2 separate regions of the Homo sapiens genome follow, and region 2 is linked to region 1. A link is a contact called in ENCODE Hi-C data. All regions are on one chromosome and are shown on one strand. Each heading gives the region's core, a stretch centred on a gene start or an enhancer-like site at or near the end of the contact. The rest is flanking DNA. Distances are from core to core; before and after follow the strand shown. Region 1 holds the start of C4orf54 (chromosome 4 open reading frame 54). Region 2 holds the start of DDIT4L-AS1 (DDIT4L antisense RNA 1).

Region 1 (5,133 bases), core at 301-2,800:
TAGTTTTTTTTTTTTCTTTTGAGACGGAGACTTACTCTATTGCCTAGGCTGGTGTTCAGTGGCATGATCTTGCCTCAATGCAACCTCTGCCTCTCGGGTTCAAGCAATTCTCGTACCTCAGCCTCCTTAGCAGCTGGGACCACAGGAGCACCCCACCACGCCCAGCTAATTTTTGTGTTTTTAGTAGAGATGGGGTTTCACCATATTGGCAGGCTGGTCTCGAACTTTTGACCTCAGGTGATCCACTCGTCTCGGCTTCCCAAAGTGCTGGGATTACAGGCGTGAGCCACAATGCCCAGCTCTTAGATTCTTAATGATAGTAATTACAATATTCACAGCTAAGACTTACATAGCATTTACTATGTGCCAAGAACTACTTGAAACATTTTTAAATGTGTGTGTATTAATTTATTTGATCCCCATAACAACTTGATGAGTTAGGTGTAATCATTGTTCTAATTCCTTATAGATGGAAAAGCTGAGGCAGAATGATGTTAAGAAATTATGTGACAGACTTCAAACCCAGGCAGTCTGGCTTCAGAGCTTGGACCTTTACCATTATGCTACACAGTGTTGCTGACTTCCATGCTCAAATACTCTGCAGGGCACCCGGATTCACAATTAGAAGGAAGCCACTTATCCACTAGGCAATTTCATTTCATCTGCGTGACCACACATATACCATATAACTTGTTTGTTTTTTCTGGTTTTTCATATAACAAAACTGTGTACACATTATGTACTCAGGGATTAAGGATCATAATCCTAGAAATAAAATGAAATAACATATAGTTGGCTCCTTCAGGCAAGCTGAGTATTTTCAATGTCCCATTTAAATTTTGCTTTGAGGCTAACCGTGTCTTGGACGATAAACCATGAACACAGCTGTGAGCACTGTGGTGCATACATACTCCATAGTGGAATAGAAGGCAGAGTTTCTGCCCATCAAGTCAATTATAGTCTAAGGAGGAATTTTCCAGCACTTTTCATATGGCCTTGTCTGTCATGACAACAGATTTCAGCTGAGTTTCTCTCTGCAGTTGGCACACTACAAAATTGGAAGGTCATATGCCCTAAGTGTAGGTTAAAACATAATTGCTTAATACCCAAAGTTCTGAAAATCTACCTGCAGCATCTTGCTTCCTCCACAGAGCACAGCCCTAGTTAAAACTCCCCAAGAGGCAAAGAGAGAGCATCATTCTGACAGTAGTACTTACCTCCAAAGTATCTGTGTGGCTCCTTTACTGCTTTCTAGCTAAATGAATGCCAGTGTAGGAAAAAATTTGAAGAGAAATCTTTTTCAAATGAAGTCAATTTCCAGTCGGGTTTAATTCAAACCACAAATTCTCTTTAAAAACCATGTGAGCTGAAAATTTTGAATAGAACAGACTCTATTAAAAGCAAAAAACAACTGATAAATAGAAAAACGATAAAGGCTAAAGTAAAACAATTAAGAACCCCAAACTGCTTTCCCTCTGGCATTTTCAGAGTTCTGGAGTAGTATATGTTACTATGAAAATGGATGTTGTCAGTTTTGTTGAAATAACTTGCAGTCATTAGGTAGCCATGGAGCCTTTTATTCCTTAATATGACTACAGTCATTTTTTTAACAGATGAACTCAGTGATTGCCTACCTGATCTCAACTCTTGAGCAATTAACAGTGACTAATGTCACCAGCATTAAACCATATTAAGCAGGCATACTTGCTAGACCAGGCTAGGTACACTTAGTTGATAACTTTATATGGGAATTCAAAGAGTAACAAAGGCAATGACTCAGTATCATTATTTTTATCTCTGCAGAGAAAGTTTCTTAGCATTCCCTGAAAGTGTTGGAGATGATGGTATGTAAAAGAATGAAGGCCAGACTATCCACCAGTTGGTAAAAGGACACGGCTATATTTAGGGTTTCTGACAGTGGCATAATAAGATAAATAAATATGTTATTCAAAAGGAAGAACAGTTTATCAAAGGTGTACCACTAGACCAGAAATGAAGAGAGAGTCAAACTCAGACTCAAATAAGGAGTCAGAAAAAGGATTTACCAAACACAGACCTTCTCAGGATTTTCTGGGATGTGGTGGGTGAGGGATATTCTCTGACTACCTGAAATTTTGTGTCAGGCTTTCCATAGACACTTGCACAGCTATTCACACACACTGATGGAAAGGAGTCTCTTCTGCGGGCCACAGATTAATACTCAGAGGGTGGCCAGCTGTTTCTCCTCCTGGCCAAGGTAGGCATGCAAAAGAATTACATCTGAAGGAGAGGCACCGTATTATCTTTTTTCCTGAGGGTGCCAAAGAGTGCTATTTATTTGTCTATTGGGGTAAATCCTTTACATATTTTTGCTCATTACTCCTCTCAAACATACCATGAAAGAACAACTATTATTCCCATTTATAGATAAGAATTGGAGGCTGAGTGAAGACATGTGCCCTGAATGACTTTTCATAATCATAAGTGCTGGAGCCTTGATTAGAACCCAGCTCTGAGTGACTGGAGCTCACGCTAAGTTGATGATTGAGCATTCAGTCTATTTGGTGGAGGTCACAGGGTCATGCCCACTGCTGGCCAGTTAGCTGTTTCACAGCCTCAACCAGCTGCCTGCACACAGGAACAGTTGGTCACCATGGAGTCCAAGGAAACGGAGTGGCAGGATTAGTATAAAACTATCCCTGTGAATAGAAAAACAGCATGTACCGTGAGGATGAATAAGTAGCACTATCTTCTTGTGCAAAGAAGAGCACGTTATTGTAGAATCATGCCATACACATTGTAGATGCAACCCCTTAGCTATGCCATTAAAACTTGGAAGGACAGGAAGAAACAATTCACCACCAGAAATAAAACCTTACTAACAGCCACTCAAGCCTGCACACAGAGGCCAGAGGTGATGCAAAAATGTTTGCTACTTTCCCCCTTGCATCAGGTTGTATATCAAGGAGTCACTCCTCTCTGATCTCCCTCCCTCTCCTTCTCCTCTCTGAATGGTCTGTTAGGCATCTGCCCTCCCTTTCCTCACTCCCATTGCCCCTCTTTTTCCTCTTAGTACCTGACTTGTTGTCCCAGATAGTGGTTTTCATCTGGCTTTCTCTCAAGGGAGTTGTGGAAGTTTTGGTGTTTCAGATTTTGCTGGATAATGGAAAATTATTCCTTCCAGACTAGCCTCAGAATGAAATATCAACAGGACAAACAAATCTTTCTCTATATAATACTGGCAACTTCAAGTAGCCTAACCCTAAATCTTGGTCCATTTTATCCGAGACCTCTGTCTGTTATCCCAGCATGAACGATATAGGACCCGAAAAGTGAGTGGCCAAGGATACCCTCCCCATTGTGGAGGGCAGGACAGAAGAGCTGCCTCATTAGGCTTTAAGAAGTTACTGTAAGTTTTTTCAGGTTGATGTTGAAACAGTGTTTCATTAACCAGCCAGCTCAGCTACCTGTCTATGAACCACATGAGTGACTTATTTCTGTGATTTTTTTTAAGAAATAATTTTTTTCACCTTTTAATTCTTGATATTGCATTTTTGGGGCTAAAACCATGTTTCTGTTTCTGTTTATTTTGGAAAATGTTTCTTCTCCCTACACATCTGATTTCAGACTTCAGCAATTTCAAACACGAGCCTGTAAAGATACACTCAATATTTTATTTTTTAGCTTTCTATTTCTATGAATATTTTTGAAAATTATTTAAGATGTCATGTCTTCGCTTTCTTTAAATCTCACATTCAAACCTTCACAAACCTCAAGTACTGAGATGCAAATTAGAGCAACTTTTTAGAAAACAATCTGACCATTTATATCTATCATACAAAATGAGAAAGACTATGAAGGCTTAACATTATATGCATGAGGATGCTTGTTGTAGTGCATTATGATAGCAAAAAAAAAAAAGGAAGCCACCTAAATATCAATCAATAGAGAAATGATTGACTGATTACAGTGAATGCATGCTATGGAACATTGTGCAGACTTTAATTCAAATGAACAGTTTTAACCTTGAAAGGATTTCCATGAAGAGAAAATTGAAGAATAAAATGTGTTAGTACCATTCCATTTCAAAAATAACAGTAACAGGCCAGGCACGGTGGCTCACGCGTGTAATCCCAGCATTTTGAGAGGCCAAGGCGGGAGGACCACGAGGTCAGGAGATCGGTACCATCCTGGCTAACACGGTGAAACCTCGTCTCTACTAAAAATACAAAAAAAAAAAAAAAAAAAAAAATTTGCCGGGCATAGTGGCGGGCGCCTGTAGTCCCAGCTACTCGGGCGGCTGAGGCAAGAGAATGGCGTGAACCCGGGAGGCGGAGCTTGCAGTGACCCGAGATCACACCACTGCACTCCAGCCTGGGCAACAGTGCAGACTCCGTCTCAGAAAAAAACAAAAAAACAAAACAATAACAATAACAGTAACATCCATTTAAGTAAGCATAGGGTTCTATCAGCATGGAAAATATTATGGGAGTATAAATACAAAACTAACATTATTTTTGTATGTCTGGGAAGGTAGAATTCAACAAAGGGATGAGTGCATTATTACATTTTCCTTTAGGTAGCTCTGTCTTGTTTGAATTGTTAGAACAAATGTGCTTTTCTTTTATAATAAAAAAATAATTTTATTTTGGAAAAATGTATTTTCTCTATAACTTTTCCTTAAGTTAAACCCAAACTAAGCTGAAGCTTGGGGTTAGAGTAAAGAACATTCACAATGAAGTAGACTAAAGACAGACATTTTAGCTTAACTTTCTTATTTTATCAGTACCGGAACAGAAGTTTAGAGAAGAGACTTGCCCAAGGTCACACAGCTATGAATAGTGGAGGAAGACTAAAATCCATTTCTCCTGACCCCAAATCAGTGTTTGCTCTTGTGTTGTTCAGACTTTGTCATCAGAGTGACCAGAAGGAGACTTAATTGCATTCTCAAAAAATTGCTGTATATTCCCTCAAAAAGCAAAAAATTTCACTGTGACATCATATTTTATCTTAAAAACTATGTGTATTTAATCAACAAACTACTGTCACATGTAAAAACATGAATGAATCTCACAAACACTTTTTTTTTTTTTTTTTTGAGACGGAGTCTCGCTCTGTCTCCCAGGCTGGAGTGCAGTGGTGCGATCTCAGCTC
Region 2 (4,648 bases), core at 1,013-3,512, 530 kb after region 1:
CCAGAGGAGAAGCGACCTCTACTAAAGAAAAAGTCCCTGAAGCTAGTCCATGAGCAGTTCTCCTGCTTAAACACAAGTGTAAGCTCAAAAGTAGGTACGACGCTAGAATCACACACAATCCTATCCAGCTTTTTACATACATTTTCAATTTCCAAGTTCACGTGCATAACACAACCTCGCAAGCCGCAGGGCTCCGTTGAGGAAAGCCGCAGGACATCTTGAGCAATTCTCTGGGTCAGTTTCTCAGGGACAAGGACCTTTGAGCAACCAAGTTTAGTTTGCTTTGATTTGGACAGACAGTTCTCCAGCATTTTAACCAAATTCTGGCAAGTTGATTCCTCAAATATTACCTCGTTGAGGTTGGGTTCAGGAACAACATAATCCCAGTAGTCAAAATCTGTAAGAAATGGAGTTTTCTTTTTAGATACAGAAGAAAAAATTTAAGAGTAGAAAAAAAACACCAAGATATCAACATTGGTTACCTCTATCTACCATGTCTGCCTTTTTCTTGTATTTGTTTCAGAGTCAGCTGACCTCAATTAACTGTTAACTAGCTAGGTAATATAGCGAATAATTTAAGCTCTCATGAATGAAAGTTCATGTATGAAATAAAGGTTTAGATAAATAGAGTAGATAGGATGTAACCACTTTTCTTTAAATTTATGTGTGTACACAAAACACACACACAACCGTGAAGACTATGCATCAAAAATCTACTTGTGATTATCCCAGATTATTGGTGATTTTCTTTTCTTTTCTCCTACTTGCTTATGGGGGTTTTCTAATTTTGTTTTACAGAAAACATGCATTACTTCTGGAATAAAAAGTTATAACTTTGTTTTTTGGACTAAGGGGTTGTTACTTTCTAACTGTAGGAATACATGTATTGTAAAATAAAGAATTTTTACTATTATGTTTGAAGAGTTGTATTAAAGCTTTAAGAGTTATATTAAAGATCTATCAAATTTGTGTCTTTAAGTCTTTACTGGAGTGGCCTGTAGGTCCCAATTTTAGCTTTAGCCTCTTTAATTAAAAATTGTGCAGAGAAGACCTTTGAGGTTCATGAGGATATTTGTAACCGGCTGGGTGGTTTTTCTTAGCCAAGCAAAACAAAATAGTCCTAGGGAAATAAAATTAGCTGGGCTCAAAGGAAAAGAGATAGCTCTGCATTTGGTCACCTACACCTCAAATTAATCCTACCCCTTGGCAGGATGCCACACCACACGGAGTCAAATGAACAAGGTGCAGGCAGATGCCCTCCCAGCTCCTCTCTCTAAGCCTACTCCACCTTCATCAGCCACTGGCTTTTCCTCTCCACTTCGTGTAAGTTTGGAGTTCTGGCCTGTAAATTAGGTCATCAACCACTTCACCTTGAAAGGAGAAAAACACGAAGAGCTTAAGCAGTTTATCTATGCTCTTACAGCTCTTTAGTGTCAGAGCAGTGTGTTCACCTAGAAACTGCTGTTAAAATTCCAAATGACAGCAAGTCAAGCACCGCTGCTGTTCAACAGTTTCCTTCTCACATTAAAAATGGAATAATGGATATATCCACGACTGAAAATCCTACTCAGTAATAAACAATAAACACGAACACACTGATTTAAGCAACGGACATAAAAGAATCTCAAAAACATTAGGCTGCGGGAAAGAAACCAGACACAAAAGAATACCTACTGTATGGTTCCACTTACCTAAAGGCAAAACTAACTTGGAATGATAAAAATCAGATCAGTAGTTCCCTGGAGTCAGGGGAGAGTGAGGAATACCTGGCAAATAGGTGCGTCGGAATTCAGGGGGAGGGGCGATATTGATTACAGGGTAAATACATTTGCTAAAACACACATAACTGTGTTCTTCACAATCATGTAAGATAAGGAACTTAATCCCAAGGGGCCTACTGGCACCAGACTAGAAAGATGCAGCCCTCGGGTATTCTACTTTTGCTACTTTTGTTTCTATCATGGAGAGAAGATGTTAGAAAATTTGGAAAGGAGTCTCCTCAGATGGATTTTGTGGCACCTCCTACATAGAGGTAGGGGAGGAAGTCGAAAGCCCGCCCACCCAATAGATCCAGAGGCACCGACCTTGGGAGGGGAGAAGGGTGGACAGCGGGGACACTCACCACTTAGCAGGCTCTCTGGGTGATAGCCACAGTCCAGCAATTCTGAAATGCTGGCCGGGTTCTTGCTGCTCAAACTGCCAGTTGCAACCATGGTCAACGGCTCTGTTTCCTTCGCGAGGCGCAACGGCCTTTCCTGAGCGCTGGAAAAAATGAGGCGAGAAGAGACGGATTTGCAAAAGCAGGCGAGTCGTGCAGAGGCTCCTAAAATGCCCGGCGTCCCGGGAGCGAACTAGCGGAGGAACTCCTTTGCCAAAGGGGTGGAACCGGCCTCTGCAACTCAATTTGACAAAGCCCTGGGAGCGGAGCCGCAACCTGAAACTAACTCAACAGTTCGCAAAACTTGGAAGCGACCTGCCCCGCGGAGCGCCCCCCGGCCCCGCTGCCCCCACCAAGGCCGCAGCTTCGCTCACCTGCCAGGAGTTCGCGGGGGCCTGCGCGCTCGCTGCCGGGTAAACACAGGCAGGTGGCTTCTTAGGAGTCCCCTCTCCTGGGGACTCGGTGACCTGCAGACCCCAGCAGCCAGCGGCACCCTGCTCACCCCTCCCGGGCCACCCTGCGCCGGCTCCTCGCAGTAGCATAGCCTCCGGGGCAGCGAGAACTTTATAGGTCCAGTCCCCACCCTGCTCAGGCCCGCCCACCTGCACCGCCCCTCCCCGGCCAGCGCCCCGCCCCTCCCCTCCAGAGTCTGGTCCCCTTTCAACCTCTACACTTCCAGGGAGCCCGAGCCTAGCCACAGGGAGTTGAGGATAAGCCTGTGGTAGAGCGGACACCTGTTGCTTCCAGGGTAGATCTCGGGCCACTGGGACCGCAATTCCGGGTGCACGACTCGTCAAAGCCTGAACCTGATTGTTCAGTGCGACCCCTCCCCGAGCGTCCGCGCTTTCACACTCAGGCTGCTCCCGGCAGCGGGAAGCTTTAAGCGATCTGTGCATTTCCTTGTCCTGGGGCTTTGCTGTGTCATCCTGAACACTTGGCTTAAATCTGTTGCAACGTCCACTGAGCATCATTTATGCACTTATTTCTGGCCTCTAACCCAGTCAACTCTACTCTGCCTCCCAGGGTTTCTGTATCCTCCTCTGCTGCAAGCGGTCAGATCTAGTTTTCCTTTCCCGCATCGAAGGCTCGCCAGCATTTTAAGAAGGGCCTTAATGACCCCACGCACTCCGTGGCTCCCTGGCATTCTTCGTGCACTTACATCTGTGGCTAATGCGTTTTCTTCGCAGGAAGGGTGAGCCTGGCACTCTTCTAATTAGACCTTGCCCCAGAGCGCGGGGAGCTTGAATTGAGCGGGAGTTTGCCAAGAAACACACAATACCATTAGTAGGATCTTAGGTACTCCTCTATCCGTGCATCGAGAGCAACTGTCATTTCCGGAGGCAGAAGTTTCTGGCGAGCCCTGTTGGGAGGATCTTTGGTTTGGGATATTTTGAAGAGGTTTCAGAGACTGAAGATAAAGAGTTTTATATTCTGCTGGGGATCAGCAGATAATCCCTGTGAGGGCTCCGTGCGGTCCTGCACAGGAACACACAGAGAGGCAGAGGAGCCCTGGAAAGAGGCAACATGCCCGCATAGCCCATGAGCAAGAAGCCAAACCTGATTTTTTTCTTCCAAAGTTATTAAGCCACGGTTTTCTCGCTTTGGTGTGCCAGTAGGAGATGATCTGTTCAGAGAGTCAGCTTGGGGTGCGTTAGGGGATGCCTGGAGGGAGAAGGTTGTTCCTACAGTAGAGATCCCAGTGTTGGCTCCCAGGCCCTCTAGGATTATGTGTAGAAGGATTTGCAGGTTAGAACCTTGAAAGGCAGTTTCAGCTGTCCTGGCATAAAACTCTTAGAAAAACAACAACAGAAGGGGTATAGAGGGTGTGATAAACAGATCAGTGGGAGGACATTCGGACGCAGAGCAGCAGAAATTAAAGCCAGCTTGACAGTCCATTTTTAACTCAGTTCAGGCAGCTGCACTGCCTGAAGGTCAGGCGAGCCAAGGAAGGAGATGCTGATAGACTGGTCTTTGAAGGCCAGTTTCCACTTCTACTTCAATAAACAGAAAAGTGGAAAATAAACAAGCCCATTTAAGCCAATTAAAAAGCGGTTTCAGTGGCTAGGGTGTTCAGGACCAATGGATGGGCCCATGGTCAGGAGTTGGATGCCAGCCGCCTGACAGTCAGTCCCTGGGCAGGCCACAGAGCCTCTTGTCCTTGTCTGGGCAGCATTACTAATGAGGCTGCCACTTAACCTGCCTCCAAGGAGGATTTTTAGAATTAATATAATGAGTGGTCTGAACCAATACTAGCGAAATAAAGAAATTACTCGTTTCAATTTCCTTAGGGTATTTAGGCATAATTCATAGAGTAAATGCCCCCATAGGGCCAGAAAGATTATTGGAACTTACAGAAAGTAGTAGTTGCTCTTGGCCCACCTGACTAAATGAAATTTTGCAAAGCCCTTTGGGATTTGACTTCAGAAAACAATTTACTTATGTACAAAAGACTTCAAATAATATCTTCTTGGCTGAATGGGCCTTGCTCTC

The links. Hi-C counts contacts between places; a loop is a spot of excess contacts on that map.
Region 2: a map of gastrocnemius medialis shows a loop between it and region 1 (3-fold over the local background). The contact joins the promoter of DDIT4L-AS1 here to the promoter of C4orf54 in region 1. A Hi-C loop is called at or near these places in 1 of 168 maps with a recorded cell type or tissue (gastrocnemius medialis).

Annotation. Positions count from the first base shown.
Region 1 is chr4:99,656,278-99,661,410 of GRCh38, forward strand. C4orf54 (chromosome 4 open reading frame 54) reads right to left here and starts at 1,551. Exons shown (of 3, transcript NM_001354435.2): 1 at 1,218-1,551.
Region 2 is chr4:100,187,771-100,192,418 of GRCh38, forward strand. DDIT4L-AS1 (DDIT4L antisense RNA 1) reads left to right here and starts at 2,263. Exons shown (of 5, transcript NR_125924.1): 1 at 2,263-2,304. DDIT4L (DNA damage inducible transcript 4 like) reads right to left here and starts at 2,698. Exons shown (of 3, transcript NM_145244.4): 1 at 2,533-2,698; 2 at 2,123-2,262; 3 at 1-397. The coding sequence starts at 2,213.